3 separate regions of the Homo sapiens genome follow, and all the other regions are linked to region 3. Evidence: chromatin loops called from intact Hi-C (ENCODE). Cell type or tissue: heart right ventricle. All regions are shown on one strand. Links, peaks and the distances in the headings refer to the core of each region. The heading gives the core; the rest is flanking DNA.

Evidence for each region. Hi-C counts contacts between places; a loop is a spot of excess contacts. Peaks named below come from ENCODE experiments on the same cell type or tissue, not always from the same donor. Only the 100,000 strongest peaks of a DNase experiment are listed, where the experiment ranks them.
Region 1: a loop joins it to region 3, with 2.9 times the contacts of the local background. A loop is called at or near these places in 9 of 110 quality-filtered maps.
Region 2: it touches region 3 in a loop (16-fold over the local background); 96 of 110 quality-filtered maps call a loop at or near these places.

What each region holds. Positions count from the first base shown.
Region 1 is chr1:155,046,253-155,054,408 of GRCh38, reverse strand. DCST1 (DC-STAMP domain containing 1) reads right to left here. Exons shown (of 17, transcript NM_152494.4): 13 at 7,923-8,049; 14 at 7,097-7,213; 15 at 6,480-6,622; 16 at 6,239-6,352; 17 at 3,479-3,792. The coding sequence ends at 3,541. ADAM15 (ADAM metallopeptidase domain 15) reads right to left here and starts at 3,093. Exons shown (of 23, transcript NM_207197.3): 1 at 2,944-3,093; 2 at 1,632-1,738; 3 at 916-992; 4 at 421-499; 5 at 183-259; 6 at 1-95. The coding sequence starts at 3,022. DCST1-AS1 (DCST1 antisense RNA 1) reads left to right here. Exons shown (of 4, transcript NR_040773.1): 2 at 5,048-5,140. It overlaps ADAM15-EFNA4 (ADAM15-EFNA4 readthrough), which reads right to left and starts at 3,093. Exons shown (of 26, transcript NR_176418.1): 1 at 2,944-3,093; 2 at 1,632-1,738; 3 at 916-992; 4 at 421-499; 5 at 183-259; 6 at 1-95. RefSeq lists a silencer at 2,929-3,388 and an enhancer at 3,859-3,918. In heart right ventricle, for the core only: CTCF peaks have their summits at 3,560 and 3,774 (motif pointing right); DNase peaks (open chromatin) are centred at 2,318, 3,218 and 3,788; H3K4me3 peaks cover 1,966 bases; H3K27ac peaks cover 2,513 bases.
Region 2 is chr1:154,544,279-154,548,278 of GRCh38, reverse strand. It overlaps TDRD10 (tudor domain containing 10), which reads right to left. Exons shown (of 13, transcript NM_182499.4): 10 at 3,762-3,907; 11 at 3,330-3,484; 12 at 800-870; 13 at 132-601. The coding sequence ends at 569. Among named protein-coding and RNA genes, the nearest start is that of UBE2Q1-AS1, 7.3 kb to the left of the region's middle. RefSeq lists an enhancer at 1,379-1,468 and a silencer at 1,552-1,846. In heart right ventricle, for the core only: a CTCF peak has its summit at 1,679; DNase peaks (open chromatin) are centred at 31 and 1,678; H3K27ac peaks cover 627 bases.
Region 3 is chr1:154,478,131-154,482,130 of GRCh38, reverse strand. SHE (Src homology 2 domain containing E) reads left to right here. Exons shown (of 6, transcript NM_001010846.3): 6 at 1-2,650. Among named protein-coding and RNA genes, the nearest start is that of TDRD10, 22 kb to the left of the region's middle. In heart right ventricle, for the core only: a CTCF peak has its summit at 2,126 (motif pointing left); a DNase peak (open chromatin) is centred at 2,090; H3K27ac peaks cover 2,930 bases.

The DNA.
Region 1 (8,156 bases), core at 2,260-6,259, 570 kb before region 3:
GATCTTGGATTCGCGAAATAATGGGAGGACCCTGAAGGTCCCCAGGCCCCTGCTCCAGGGTATAGCTTCTCTCTGGGGTCAGGACCACCAAGCCTCTAAGAAAAAAGAAAGTCAGAGAACATTTCAGCTCCATGCCTGGGTCTCCTTACTTTCTCTACTGTCATTAAATCCGCCCAGTATACCTGAGCCCAGAGCAGGTGCAGATGGACACCCAGGAGCCTGCATATCCCCGCACTCTTCCCTGGTAGCAGCAGTTCTCCTGCAGCATGGGAACAACATTAGTGCTGTCTCAGAGAGCACACCAGGACTGGAACTGAGGAGCCTAGCTTGACGGTAAAAATATGCAGTGTCCTCTCACCTTCCAGCCACCCCCTCCCTCTTTCCCCTAAGCCAAAAATGGCACAAGAGGGCCTGACTCACCAAAGTGTGTCCCTCACTGACCACCCGAGTGCCATCGGGCTGGTACCACACCAGGGTTGGGCGGCCTGGGACCAACTCCCTGTGGAGTGAAGAAAAAGAAGGCAGTGCTAAAGCCACTTCCCAGGTCGTGCATTGACAAGCAGAGGCTTGAAGGTGGTTGTGGGGCTGGGGACCAGGCAACCCCCGCAGCCAACTTTTCCACTCCTGACCCCGGGGCAGCAAAGTATACTGGTTGGGCCACTGACTCTGTTAGTTTATTTGAATTCCAATCTGGTTTTCACCACATACTAGCTGTGTGACCTGGGGCAAGTTATTTAATCTCTCTGTGCCTTGACTTCCTCATGTATAAAGTGAGGACAATAATACATGATAGTATATCCCTTATAGGGCTGTTATGAGGATTAAATGAGCACAAGCACTTAGTACCTGGCACATAATAAATGCTATACAAGTTGTTGGCCATGTGGTCACTGTTATTGCCACCATCACTATTACCTATTCTGTAGCAGCTCCAGGATATGACTGTCACCGTCCAGCTCCAACTTGATCCTCAGGGGCTCAGGCAGACTGGTCTGTGGGCACCAGAGGGCAGGTCACCTCCCTAGACCTGTCCACAACTCCCAGCCTCTCTAACCAGAAAACCTCAGGCCCACAGAAGAGCACCAGCAATTAGATCACTGGTGGGGGGATCCCAGGGGAGGGGCCAGGAAACCCTGCCTGGCCTGGAGCATTGTTCTGGGGGGTTGTGTGCGGAGGTCAAGGAAGGTATCTGAGCCACCCCTTCTCGGCTTCCTGCCCAGAGAGGAAGCACCGTGTAGGACCCAGCACAAGCCCCAGCCCTTCCTCTGACTCAGCTTTAGAATGGGGTGGGGGGGGGGGGGTTTGGTAAGGTCCTGACTCTTTCCAAATCCCCCCACTGAGAAAACCGACAACATGAGATGAAGAAAGCAAGTTTGGCTTCACAATTTCCCCAGTGGAGATGGATGGGTTGGGTGGGGCTGAGGCAGACAGATACACGTGTGTGCAGAGGGAGAGGGAGATAAGTGAAGCCAGGTGCTGGGGTGTGGTGGGAGAGGCAGCTGGGCCTGGGATAGACCCACTACAGTGAGCTCTACCCACCAGCTCCTCAGCCAAGCTTTGGCTTTGAGACACCTGGCTATACCGGGGCGTGTGTGGATTCGTTTATTTATTAGAGGGGAGTGAGAGCTCACCTGAAGCACCTTTTTGAGGCTAATTGGGAGATCGTCCTGAAGGACCTGGGGCTCCAAGGGCTCCCTCGGGGCCTTCTCTGACTCTGCCTGCTGCTCCTCAGTGCCACCTGCAGGTCCCAGGACACCCCAAGACAGTACTGAGGGAATCGACAGCAGGGCTGGGGGTGACAGGTGCCCTCAGATCCACCAGCTCCCAGCCCATCAAGACCCTTAGGTACCTGAGGGGCTTCCACATTGCATGCTGAGACTTAAAGAAGAATACTGGAAGGAGAGGGTGTCTCTCTAATTTATGGCTTTCCACCCACCAACCCATTCACAAGTCCCCAAGAAAGACTTTCGGCTTGCGCAGCCTGTGGCCCTCCTTGTCCCCTTCCGGCCAATCCCAGGTTCTCACAGGACCCTCCCCGGTTCCCACTCCCTCCCAATCACTCTCCCCCCACTTCAGGAACGCCCCCTCTCGAGACTGAGCTAAGCCTTGTGGCCGGGTGCCCGCTCACCCTCCCCTTCGCTCACATCGGAGATGCCAGGAACGCCCATTTCTGGGTGAGCAGTGCAAACACCCCCACCTCCCTAAACACCCTCATGCCCAGTCAGGCACACCCGCTGCCTACAGCCTCTGCTTCCTCCTCGAGCACCCCCCACCCCCCCAACACACAATGGCCCTCTCTCCTCCGGACACTCCACCCGCGCCTGCCCTCTCGGTCCCGGCCCAAGACAGCAGCGGGAAGTGAAAGTTCCAAGGAGGAGTTGGTGTCCCAGCCTCTTTCCTGGCCAATTCTCCCTTCTCCTGGCTCATCTCGGGCCCCTCCCGCTCGGCCAGGCACTGGTGGCAACAGCACCAGGGTGAGGAGTGCCTGGCGGCCCCAGGCCTGGAATAGAGGCTAGAGAGAATCCTCTTCACTAAACCCTACAAGCCATGCCCGCTCAGCGCCCTGGCACCGGGTCGAACGGTTAGCTAGGCCCCAGAGCAGCGAAGATGCCAGTCCTGGGGAGCAGCGACCCTCTCATCACGATCTTGAAGTGGCGCTGGACAGGCCCCTCGGTACCTGGTACCTGAGCCTGAAAGTGTCCGCAGGGACCGCGCAGAGGATGACCAGGCAGGAGGCAGGGGGCGCCGGCATCCCCCCTCCTTCTCTTTTCACCCCATCGCCAAGTCACCGGGCCCTAGGCCCAGGACAGCGGACCAGGGCGGGCCGCGCTCTGGCTGGGCTCTCCCAGGGTCTCCGTCCGGCCCCATTACCCTAATGCCTTCCGACTTTCCTGCACCTCCCTCCCAGTCCGCCCCCCGACCCACTCCAGGCGGAGGACTCACCTATATTTGGGAGCGGCCAGGAAGGCAGAGGGCTGCCCGCGCCCAGGAGCCCCAGGGCCCAGAGCAGCGCCAGCCGCATGGCAGCGGCGCTCCGGGCCGGGCGAGGGCAGCAAGTGCGGAACAGCGCGCGGAGGAGCGGCCGGCGGCCAGGTCGCCTCGGAGAACCCAGCAGCGCCGCGCGGCCACCAGGCCCCGCCCCGGCCCGCCCCCTCCCACCCGGCCCCAAGCCAAGCTCCGCCCCCGGCAAAGCCCGCCCCGCTGCGCGCCGGGTGCCTCGGGAGCGGGGACACCGCCCACTACGCCCGCGCTGCTCAGCGCTACCGCTTCCCCGCAACTGTGCGGAGTGGGAGCCGGTGCCCGGTCCGACCGGCTTGGGCGGCGCGCCTTCACCCGGCGCCAGGTCCGGACCCCTCCCTAGTAGCTTCGCGGCCTCCCTGCCTCCTGTGCGCGGCCTGGCTCGGAGAGGTCGGGCGGGCAGGCTTTCCCGACTGCAGGCGAGGCAGTGCGCGGCTCACCCCAGTCCCCGACCCACGTGAAGCGTACAGGGCATTTTATTAACCGGGAAGGACGGTGCGGAAGAGCGAGCAGGACGCCTCTTCACCCCGCGTAGGCAGTGTCGTCGTTGCTGTCACTAAAGGCGGAGGAAGAGAGCTCTTCGCGGGGCGTGCAGACCGGGCACCGCTGCCGCATGTCGTCCCAGCACGACCAGCAGTACACGGCCTCGCAGTCCAGCGTCCGGCACACGTAGGACTCGGGCGTCTCGGGTGCCTGGCACACCACGCAGCGCCGGCACAGCCAGCGGCGCAGGAGCGGGCAGCCGCGGTGCAGGATATCCGCCAGCGGGTGGCGCTGTTGGGAGGTGGGCGTTAGCGCCAGCCCGGGAGCGAGGCGGGAAAGAAGGGGAACTGGACAGCGTTTCCTGTCTGAAGTCGCCAGGCCTGACAATTCCCGCGTGTTGGAGGAGGCTGGGTTGGACAAAGGAAACCCCTGGAGGGCGAGGGTGCCTCCCTCCCCAACTCTGTGATGGAGAATGGGAGGATGCACCCTCCAGGCTCTCTCCAAGCGGATATCAGCCACAACTCTCATTTGCACTTTCCTGTAAATCATCTTATTTGGTTCTCACAGTGAGGCTGAGAAGTGAGCAGGCCAGATCGACTATCACTGTTGCTATCCCCACTTTACAGTTGAGAAAGGTGAAGTGACTCTCAAAGTCACACAGATAGTAAACAATCCAACTTGGCTGGACCCCAGGGGCCCTGATTCCAAACCACAAACCTAGTTCACTATGCTCCCTGCCATCCCTCACGACATGTCTCTACACAGTTGTCAGGGATTTTCCACAGGCCACCTTACCCAGGAAGCAGCCACTCTTTGCCCAAGAAACTCCAGAGGCCCTGCTGCCTGCCAGACAGGCAGAACTCTTGGGCTTGGCCTTCAGAGCCTTCCCTCACCTGGTCCCTTTCTAGCCTCTTTCCTACTTTAGCCCTCCCTGAGAGCTGTCTCTTCTGAGCCAGTTTCTCCTGAGACTAGCCCTGGCACTTCGCATTCCCTGTGGACTGAGTCTTTGCACATTCTGCTTGGAATGACTGTCTGGCACATTTCCATCTGTGCATTCACATTCAGTTTGCTTCACGACCCTGTCAAGGAATCCCAGCATGTTCTTTTTTGTTTTTTGTTTTTCATTTTTTCACAACACATTCATTTGGCCCCTATTGTGTGTCATGGGGGCTGGGGGTATCCAGGCCCTAGGGAAAAAGCTAAGCAAACACAGTCTCACTTTTATGAACTTTGTTAGGACTGATTAAATAAGAATGGCTGCCACTCATTGTTTATAATGTCAGGTCCTGTACTAAGATACTGTACATAAATTATTTCAATTCTAAATTAGCCGGGCGTGGTAGTGTGTGCCTGTAATCCCAGCTACTCGGGAAGCTGAGGCACGAGAATCGCTTGAACTGGGGAGGTGGAGGTTGCAGTGAGCCAAGATCACGCCACTGCACTCCAGCCTGGGCGACAGAGTGAGACTTAGTCTCAAAAAAAAAAAAAAATTCAATTCAATTGTCATGTAAGGCAGATAGTGTTATTATCATCTCCTTTTTTTCAGGTGAGAAAACTGATGCTTGGAGATGTGATCACTGCCCAGGGTCACCCAATGATAACATGCATGCATATGGAACTTGCTGCATGCCAGCACCATGTAAGTACAACTCATTTAATCCTTAAAACAACCAGATGGAGTAGTTAACCCCATTTTATGGAAGGCAAAAGCCCAGGCACAGCAGTTAAGTCATGTGCTCAAGGTCACACCGTTGTCATAGTAATGAGGGAAGGAGCCGGGATACACACTTAGGCCCTCTGGCACCGGAGTCCCACACCTGACCACCACTCTAGGCTGATCTCCAGTGAGCAGGCCTTACAGATCTCTCCAGTCTTGCCATTCTTCAGAGGGAGAAACTGAGGCTCAGTGAAGACCTTGGCCAAGGTGACACAACTTAATGAGGGAGTATGGACTGGAGTCTGCTTCCTCAGATTCCATGTGCCTTACCATGTGCCCCTGCATGAGGCCTTCCTGACTCCCAGCCCACCTGCCTCCTCCTGTCCCTTGAACTGCACTGAGCTTCTGGTCTGCAGCCCTCTGGTAGAAACTTTGGTTTTGCCTTGGGCCTCCTGTTTCTGTGCGGCCCTCTTGCTTTTCTATGAGCAGACTGTATTAAATCTCATTCTCCTTTTCTGCCTGCTTCCTAATGGTCCACTGAGTGTCTTAGGCTGGGCTGAATCCTGGGATTCAGAAACGGGCACAGCCCTGACCTTAGGAGCTGGATGGCTGGGGCCCTCAGCATGTGTTGCATCAGATTACACCGGGCTTGGCTGGGCTTGGTGGCTCACGCCTGTAATCCTAGGACTTTGGAAGGCTGAGGTGGGCAGATCACCTGAGGTCAGGAGTTTGAGACCAGCCTGGCCAACATGGTGAAACCCTGTCTCTACTAAAAATACAAAAAAATAGCTGGGCGTGATGGCGTGTGCCTGTAATCCTGGCTACTTGTGGAGTGGGGGGCTGAGATAGGATAATCGCTTGAACCTGGGAGGCAGAGGTTGCAGTGAGCCGAGATCGTGCCACTGCACTCCAGCCTGGGCGACACAGTGAGATTCCATCTCAAAAAATAAAAAGAACTTACCAGGCTCGAGTAGGCCTGCGACCATTGGTGGGTGCTGGGTGGACTGAAGGGAGCTGCCCCTTGCCTGCTGTACTTAGACCCAGCCAGGAGCTGGCAGCAGCACTTACGCCTGGACTTACCGGAGCCTTCTGCTGTCGCTCCCGCCTCAGGATAGCGGCCCTCCTGAGTTTGGTGAAGGCTGCTCTTTTCTTCAATAGGTCATTGTAGAGGAACAGGATCCGCTTCTTCTCTCGCTGGGGGCAGGAAGGGGGTCAATGATAGAGAAAGGCATCCCCCAAATATGGAGTTGGTAGGGAGCTGGGTGGTGTGTGTGTGTGTGTGCAGGTGTGTAGGGGTGGAGAGGTCTGGGGAGGGGCAAACCTTGGGGAAGTAGAAGGCTGCGATGACCCTCCGGAGTCGGTAGCCAAAAGCCTGTAACAGGCAGAGACACACTAACAGGCCAATCGGTACTGCAGCTCTCCAGTAGGCCCTGGCATCCAGGCCCACAGGCTGGGGCAGGCAGGCTAGGGGAGGGGCAGGCCAGGGGTCTGGTCAGGACCAGCCAAGGGGCAGGGCAGCCCTGGGTTGGACTTCCCATCCCAGTGGGAGGTGCAGTCCTCTGATTCCCCTGCTCTCCTCCTGCCTGCCCCTCACTGCAGAACTGCCCTGTCAGTACTGTAGCCGCTGGGCCCAATGTGGCACAGATCTTGCAGATTTCTATCTTGACTGAATGTCCTGTTGGACAGTGCTGCTCTGGAGGGCTGGGGCCCCCTAGCCACAAGACCCTGGCCTCCAGACTCCTCTGACTGAAGCTGGTCATGCTCCCCTTTTTCAAGCCTGCCCAGATGTGTTCCCTGCTCCGATTTCCCCAGCTCAAGCGCTCCAACCCCCATCTCTCCACACCCAAGGCCCAGGCCCCTAACTCTTTACCTTGGAGTCTTTTGACCCTTGCCCCACCGCCCTCGATTCCTCTGATCCAAACTTTCAGCATCACTCACGCATGTTGTTTGATTCCATCACTGTCTCTGAGGAGGTGTTCAGGGCCCCAATGGTTTTTCGAAGAAGCCGGGCTAGCATGGAGTCTCCCCCGACCTTCACCTCCAGTTTATGACTGCCTGCGGCCAGGAGGACAGGTAGGGAAGTCAGGGCAGGTGGAGAAATCAGGAATGTGTTAAGGGGGTGGATGTCAGGGAGGGGTCAAGACACAGAAATGCTTCTCAGCTGCCTGAGTCTTTCTGTCCCTTCCTGAATCCTAACCCCTCCCTGCTCCCAGTTGTAAGTGTAAAGGGGTACAGAGCCCCCCTCCCCTGCTGTGAGAGCTGTCAGGTTGCAGGGCTGTCATTTGACCTTGAGGAGGACAGGGAGGGGCTGAATCACAGAAAGGGGAAAAGAACAGGCAGAAGGATGGCTGGCACAGTGGCACACACCTGTAATCCCAGCACTTTGGGTGGCCGAGGCAGGTGGATCACTTGAGGTCAGGAGTTCGAGACCAGCCTGACCAACATGGTGAAACTCTGTCTCTACTAAAAATAGAAAAATTAGCTGGCCGTGGTGGCTCACACCTGTAATCTCAGCTACTCAAGAGGCTGAGGCAGGAGAACTGCTTGAACCTGGGAGGTGGAGGTTGCAGTGAGCTGAGATTGTGCCAATGCACTCCTCCAGCCTGGGTGACAGAGCGAGACTCTTTGTCTCAAAAAAAAAAAAAAAAAAGAGGCAGAAGGACGAGGCACAGTTGGAAGAACTAGGGTGGGGTGGCTGTGCAGGCATTGGAGTTCTCCAGAGGGTGTCTCTTGGGCCTGGAATGTGTCTGGGGGATGGGCTTACTGCGGAAGGAGTACTGCAGGAAGGAGTGGTGGCGGATGGTGTCGAAGATGGAGTAGAGAGCCCAGTCCAAGCCACACAGCACCACCAGCAGCAGCAGAATGGGCAGTGTCTCCAGGAGCTCCCTCACCTGGCCAAGGAGCAGGAGGGGCAGAGCTGGGCAGTGCCATCTGCCTGGGCACGGAGCACTCTCTGGTGCCTTTTACCCTCCACCCTCACCTTCAGGCCTGTCTTTGC
Region 2 (4,000 bases), core at 1-4,000, 66 kb before region 3:
ATCTATATCCCAGGCAGGGTTTGCATGGCCCAGAGCCCACACTGGCAGGCTCTAATCTCACTGCAGCAGTTTTAGAGGGCACGGCAGGGCAGTGGAAGGGTGGCTGGAAAGAAGTATCAATCACTCCAAACTCATGAAACATGCCAACATTTATTTGCTCATTGGTTAAATATTCTCTACCTATTCTACATGGAATGCCAGGAAAACCAGCAGAGGGCTTCTCCATTATCCAGAATCTGTTAGGACCACTTATATCATGCTCTGGGGTGCAAAGAAGAGACACAAGAAAGACCATCCCAGCTGCCTCAGGCTTTCAACCTAATGGTAGTTTCCTATGTTTGGTTCAAATGTTCATGCCAAGTTGGGGAACTGAAGACACATGACAAATGAGACTTCACTCTCTTTTGAGAGGGAAGCTGGGAGTAAAAGCAAAATTGAATCAATCCTGGGCACAGTCTGGCCTTTTTCACCTCCCAGGCCTCAAGAGTGAAAGGGGTACGAGAAGACAGGGCAGGTGGCCTCTGGATCCGTGGCAAACAGGAGAGGGAACATGCTGAGGGAAGCCCCGTTATTTAGACTCTTCAAACTTTAGGATGTGCAACTGGAAGAGAAAGACAAAGCCTTGGTGGGAAGGAAGGCCCACCCGAGCCAGTTCACCCAACCCCTCAGATAACCAGTTCGTTTGATCTAAAAGAATGCCAGGTAAATACTGTGTCCAGGCCTAGGCAGCAGCCTGCTGCAGACACCCCAAGGGCAGGAGTGGAGGGACAACAGCCAAGTTAGATGCAGGAGCAGTTACCGCCGAGTTCAAAGCACCAGTGATTTTCCCTTTGAGGATTCGATGGACAACCTCATACGAACTCAAAATGTCTGCAAAACAAGACACAACAACAAAACCTCAGTGGCACGGGGTTGGGCAGGAGGAGCAAAGGAGGGAAGCAAAAGGCGGGGGCTGCAGGGAAAGTGCTCTGGCCGCCAACCAGCTCCAACCAGCAAGTCTCTGCTAGTTCCTGCTAAATCCCTGCTGCCAGGATCAAATGAGATGATAAATGCTGAAAAGGTAGCATAGGGGGAGGGCAAAATAACAGCAGATAAAGGGAGGAGGCACTTGTTAAAATAATTACAGGGATCTGGGATTTTTAATGAGAAATTCTACTGGGGACAGAAAATCACGTTCACTGAACTCTGCTCTGAGAGTTCCGGCTGGATAGAAGAAGGTTAAAACCAGAGAGGTTTTCACCATGAGACGCAAGCACTCTTACATGCTGGAACCAGGCAGGGAGCTCATCAAAAACCCACCTTTCCCCAGGATGTCGTCCCTCACGCAACTCCCACCATCCCACCAGAGTCCCCAAACTCTGGGACTGTTTGTATGTATGACACTGAATCACTAAGAGTCAGACCTAGGTTTCATCCCCAGCTATGCCATTTTCTTGCTATTAAGTATGAGTTCATTTCACTTTTCTGAGCTGTATTTTCCTCATCCATAAAGGGAGGAAAACTGACGCTTGTCTGACTTATCTCTGGGTTGGGGACTCTGGCCCTTCTGACAGGCTGGGAGCTGCACTTTGAAACAGGAAGCTCCTCTTCCCTGGGTCACCTGAAGAAGCTCCTGATGCCTGGCTGTTCCCAGCCTGGGCAGCAGGGACCCTCTTCATGCAATGACCCAAGACAACCTCTGGGTGGTGCTCCCTGCCCACTGGGCACAAGCCCCACCAGCCTCCCAGGAAGCCTTGGCCCTGCACAATTGGGAGATGCCTTTCCATCTTTAAATATATATATTATATATATCACGTATTATATATTATATATGTTACATAATATATAATATATATTACGTGATATATATAATATATACGTAATATATAAATTACATTATACATATATTTTATATATATATATATTTTGGCCGGGTGCGGTGGCTCGCACCTGTAATCCCAACACTTTGGGAGGCCGAGGAGGGCAGATCACGAGGTCAGGAGTTCGAGACCAGCCTGACCAACACAGTGAAACCCCGTCACTATTAAAAATATAAAAATTAGCCAGGCGTAGTAGCACATGCCTGTAATCTCAGCTACCCAGGAGGCCGAGGCAGGAGAATCGCTTGATCCCAGGAGGCAGAAGTTGCAGTGAGCTGAGATCACGCCACTGCACTCCAGCCTGGGCGACAGAGCAAGACTCCATCTCAAGACTTAGTTTGTCTGAGGGCCGGGCACGGTGGCTCACAGCTGTAATCCCAGCACTTTGGGAGGCCGAGGTGGGCGGATCACGAGGTCAGGAGTTCGAGACCAGTCTGGACAACATAGTGAAACCCCATCTCTACTAAAAAAAAAAAAAAAAAAAAAAAAAAATTAGCTGGGTGTGGTGGTGCGTGCCTGTAATTGGGAGGCTGAGGCGGGAGAATTATGTGAACTTGGGAGGCGGAGGTTGCAGTGAGCCGAGATTGCGCCTCTGCACTCCAGCCTGGGTGACAGAACGAGACTCCATCTCAAAAAAAAAAAAAAAAAGACTTAGTTTGTCTATAAAACGTTTCCATCTCAGCTAAGCGCGGCAGCTCATGCCTGTCATCCCAGCACTTTGAGAGGCCAAGGTGGAAGGATTGCTTGAGCCAAGGAGTTTGAGGCTGCTATGAGTTATGATTATGCCACTGCACTCCAGCATGGGCAACAGAGTGAGACCCTGCCTCTGAAAAAAAAAGAAATTTTTTAAATAAAACTTTTCCATCTTACTTCCTGTGTATGTGTATGTATGCTTCTTCACCTCCACTTCTCCTGACTGCCCCCTAAAACATTCTTTCATCCTTTTACATTTCACCTAACTTCGATCTTGAGAAGGGGCCTCTTCATTTCCACCTATGGAGAAACCCACAGGTGTCTGAAGCTAAATGAATCACATTAGGAGAGTGCAGTGCTAAGTGCTGTGCTCTGGCGTCTAGCACTGGCATTCGAGTGCTAGTTTTCTTCTATGGCAGAATCTTTTTCCAGTGAAATCTGAAGCAACACGCCAAGTATGTAAAACAGATGAAAGCTGAGCAGCTCTGGTGGAAGCAGGGGTGGGAAATCTGCCCTCTTCTCTCCCCTTCCAGAGAACTCAGCCTTTGGGCAGCATCTGAGGTCCCTGTTGGGATCTTGGGCTCCAGATCCCAGGCATGAAAACCAACACTTGAGAGGCAGCTTTGCAGGGGTCATATGCTGAAAACTGGGGTTGGGTGGAAAGAGAGACTGAAGCACCTTGGCCGCCCACTATGCTGCTTCCTGTTCAGGTCCCAGAAGCAACCATGGCTTCTCCTGTCCCTGAAACCCTTGGGAGGAAGATAGAAGATGTCTCACCTTTCTCCAGCATGAATGGCTGAGTCAGGGGTGGGATGGTCCAGAAGTCGTCGCTGTCTAGGCTGCGCAGAGACTGCACAGGGATGGTGGCCAACTGTCCAAAATCAATGAACATGACCACAGCCCAGGTGTCCACCCTGTCCAGCACCCAACACCTGGCAGAGGAAAAGAGAAAGACAGAGGACAATCATTCCGCCTAGTGCCATGCACAGCAGTCCTCAACAAAGTGGATGTGAAAGTGGAGGTAGGAGGGAGGAAGAGCGAGTTTGCTCTGTTTCTCCCCAATCCTTGAGTGAGGAAATAAGGATAAAGATGATTTTGAGAGAAGAAGCCACAGGAAAAAAAACCAGAGCCCAAAGGAAGAGAATGCAAGAAGGGAGCATTTTCCCTGCACGCCTCTCCCATAGACTCTACCCCTGCCCAGGCACACACCTGTTCCAGGCGTGTCCATAATCCCCCAGGTGGTACTCTGCCAGACAGCGAGTCCCGCGCATAACGGTGGAGCCCTCCAGGTAGGGCTGCTGCTCCTCCGCCTGAGCCAGGGTGCTAAACAGAGCCTGCATGTTCTGGTGCAGAGCCTGTGGGGTGCAAAACGCAACGGCCCCACTGCCTGCACTGCATTACAAATCTGCCTCCGTAGACGTCACCTGTTATGTTAGCACCGCTAATCC
Region 3 (4,000 bases), core at 1-4,000:
GAGGCACGAGAATCACTTGAGCCCAGGAGGTGGAGGTTGCAGTGAGCCAAGATTATGTCACTGCACTCCATCCTGGGTGACAAGAGCGAAACTCCATCTCAAAAAAAAAAAAAAAAAAAAGCCTGGCCTGGTGGTGGATGCCTGTGGTTCCAGCTATTCGGGAGGCTGAGGTAGGTGGATCACCTCTGCTCAGGTCAAGGCTGCAGCGAGCCATGATCGCACCATTGCACTCCAGCCTGAGTGACAGAGTGAGACCCTGTCTCAACAAGCAAGCAAACAAAAAACCAAAAGGAATGTTTTTTTCAGATACTGATAGAATGTTTTCAGTGTGTATTGGTTCATTTACTATATCTTTAGTGTAAGATTTTAAAAGGTTTTTTCAGCATCCATTCAACAAATATTTATTATCTTTATACAAATTATTCATTGTGTTAAACTTATTTTTAGTTTAACATTCTAGAAATGAAACGTTTTTACTTAACCTTATTCTACAAAGGGAATACAGCAGTTATTCTAATTTTAATAAATGCTAAAAGCTTTATACAATTTTTCTTTGTGCACTAAATGATTTTTGGCCCATACCCAGCAACTGTGATGAATGTATAATGAAATAACATCTTGAAAACAGGCCAGATACATTAAGTATTTATTGAGCTTCTGTCATATGCCCAGTATTATGCTTCTTCTATACTGTTTCTCTGTGACAAGTCATACTATATTCTTTATAGAATTAAAAGTAGAGGAGAGGCAGAGTTTACATATTGTCCAGTTGCTTTACAGTTGTACAGGAGGTTATAAGAAGAAATATAGTAAATTAGTGGGAAGTCAGAGGTGGGGGCGTTAGTGAGCTATTTTCTTCTTGAGGTTGTGACACAAGCTGACAAAAGCCAGGGAGTTCACAGCTGTGTGGTGGCACAAAGTTCCATATGTTCTAAAAACAATTAGGCCCAGCAGGGTGTCCCTAATGGCTTCCTTGTTAAACCTCCATGGCCAGCTGATCTGAAGCTCTGTGACATGTTCTCTGAGCTCTGAATGCTCTGGCTTTTTGTCATTTTGTCTTGAGACAAGTATTTTCCTGTAGTCCTCATTCCTTCGAGTTATTCCATCTCCCAGGATATTCTCTGGTGAGAAGAATGTCTTTCAGTGAATTTGCCTTGAATTTAGCATCCATAGAGCTGTGTCAGTGTTCTTCTTGATCACACCTTCTTTAAAAAAAATACTTGCTTGCGATGACTGGACAAGTTCAGTTGGTTAGTTTCAGGCCTATAAGAAGAGAGAGTAAAGGACCTTGCTATTTACTTTGATACCATAGTTGTATCTCAGGATGGCCTGCAAACCACTGGCCTTGTGTGTATTTAAGCTAGGAATAAAATAATGGAGAAGTGTTAATATGTATACAAAAAGGTAAATATTGATATATCTACTCTCTGTTGGGGGCAGAAGTGTCATTTTAAGTTATTCAAAGCACTTTCTTAAGCATTTTAGAAAGCCTTTATTCTTTGCTGTTGGAAGTCTCCGTACTTTGCAGAATTGGTATTTGTGTACTAGCCTCTGCCGCAGGATGGGGAGGTGGGCAGGTAGCTGATAGGGGCAGCCAGGAGTTTTTGAGGCAGGTGGTGGGAAATTGTCCTAATTTGTTAATTGGATTATGTAACTCTGTTACTAGTCTGTTATTGGCTGTTGTTACTGGATGCATCTTGATATTCAGAAGAATAACTGTGAGGCATTCTTCAGTTGCGGGTTAAGTGGGGTTAGTTTCTGTTCTGTCAGATGCCCTTTTTCAGTCAAAGGTTAGCCCCTTGTTTCTCCCTCCTTCCAGGGTTTAGGGAGTGCAGTGATGTCGATTTCATTTCCCTTCCCCGCACCCCTTGACACTCAGCAGGATTGCACTGAAACCCTTCACAGATCTCTCGTTCACTAGTTGTCTCCTATTTTTCCATAACTAGCACTAGTTTGGCCTTATGACCTGGTTAGAATCACTCTTCTGTATTCTCATTTCCAATTTTTGTGCCCCACTAACGTGGACTAGAGAAACTTGGCCTGCTGTGCAGTGGGCCTTCTGTTCAACTTACCCTCCACCGCTGACCCTGTGTGAAGAGAGATGGTGCGTTACTGCCATCTAATGGGAAAAGAGAAAACTGCAGTTGGGAAAAGCAGCTGTGCATTTAAGGGTAGGGCTTTCTGAAGGATTTCTGATACAGTCCAGAAAAGGGAAAATGATGACACAGCAGTTGCCATCTTGAAAAATGCCCTTTCCTGCGGAAAGGGTGTTTTGAAGTCTAATACAACTATCATCACAAGGTCCCTGGACTAAGGCTGGATCGTGTAATTTAGAATCTCAAATTGTATTTTAATTAATATGCTGGCAACAGAATCATTGAAACAGGCGTCTCATTTTGTCAAGTTCTTAGCCGTTCAGTTTGTCAGGGGCTTTAATATTTTAGATATCAACTAATACATAGTTTCAACTTTTAAAAATGTTTGAAGATTGTATGTAATATAGGTGTCTATCTATAGTGCCTTAGTAATTTAAATCAGAAATATTTTATAAAACTTCTGGTTGTTTTGCAGTAGCCAATATAGGCTTCATGCCCTCCTGAAGATAGTTTCCTCTGAAATGTAACTTTAAATAAACATTATTCCAAGAAAACTACAGTGGTTTTGCTTAATTCAGTTAGCTCTGAGAATCATCTTCCTTCAGAAAAATACTTCCCATGGTAAGAGCTACAGCAGAGTTTCATTTGCAGTCACCATTAATGAAATATAGAAACACCATGATGGAACATAACCAGCAGATTCTATCTTTTATTTACTCTGTTCACATTTAGAGTCCTTCTATTATGTTTTTCTTCCCAAGTAAAATAGTAATACAGTGATGTTTTACTGCCATTTCCTGGCCCATCTCTTCCTGAGTCGAAAGTTAGTGCACTGGTTCTCATCCCTCACTAGATAGAAGATTTGGGCTCTGCTTCTGTTTTTATCAGTTTGTTATTAATACAAATGTCCCATGCCATCTGTGGGATGCCCTAAGTCTGTTGCAAAGTTCAAAAACCTATTTTAAAAAAAAATTGTACCAGGTGATTTGGATACACAGCCAATGGTGGAGAAGCCCTGTTGGAAGCTCCTATTTGGAAATGCACAAATAAATTCACGTCAGGTCCTAGAAGGGCATACTGTTGAGTCTGCTATCAAAAAGTTTTCCCCTCCAAAATTCCTAACATGGTTTCAAGTTTTTAACTTCCATTAAACATTTATGTAAGTTGCCACCAGGTGGAACAAGTGCCTATTGTTTTAACCCATCTGTGTTTAAGAGAAGAGGAAGTTTGCATTAAGAAATGCTCCCGCCACCCACCACCCGAGCAATTAGAGTAATGGTTTTCAGAATTCAGATTGAACACGTGTTTACAAGCACCCAGGGTTTGAGTGTTGAATGTTGGATTCTGACCCTGTGAAAGGCCAAGATGTAAGTAGTGAGAATAGACTCTTTTTCCGCACCAGGTGTGCTGCTGAACAAATGCTTTTCATCATACAGCATCTCATTTAATCTGCCACAACTCAGCCAGGTGGGAACCTTGTTTTTCAGATAAAAACACGGGTGCTTAGAATGATGAAATAACTTGTCTTGGGTCAGTCATAGTAAGTGGTAGAGCCCAGATTGCGGCCCAGGTCTCACTCTAGAGTGTTTTTTTTTTTTTTTTTTTTGCACTTTTTATGATTTCATTTAAAAACAAAACATAGACTGAGTTGTCTGTTCATTTTCTTCGCTGCACAGCCTGGCCTTGGGAGTGGTGACTGATGGCCCACGGGGCTGCTCGCTCCACAGTGGCCTTGTGGTTCTGGAGGAAACATTGTGAGCAATCTCAGCTCAGTATAATTTGTTGCACATCAGCAGCGCTTCATTCCGGCTCCTTGACCTTGTAGACCAGGAACTTCTGGAAGCCACTGGGCAGGGTGTGCTTCATTATCTTGCTACTCCCATAACTGACGCTGGCAATACAGC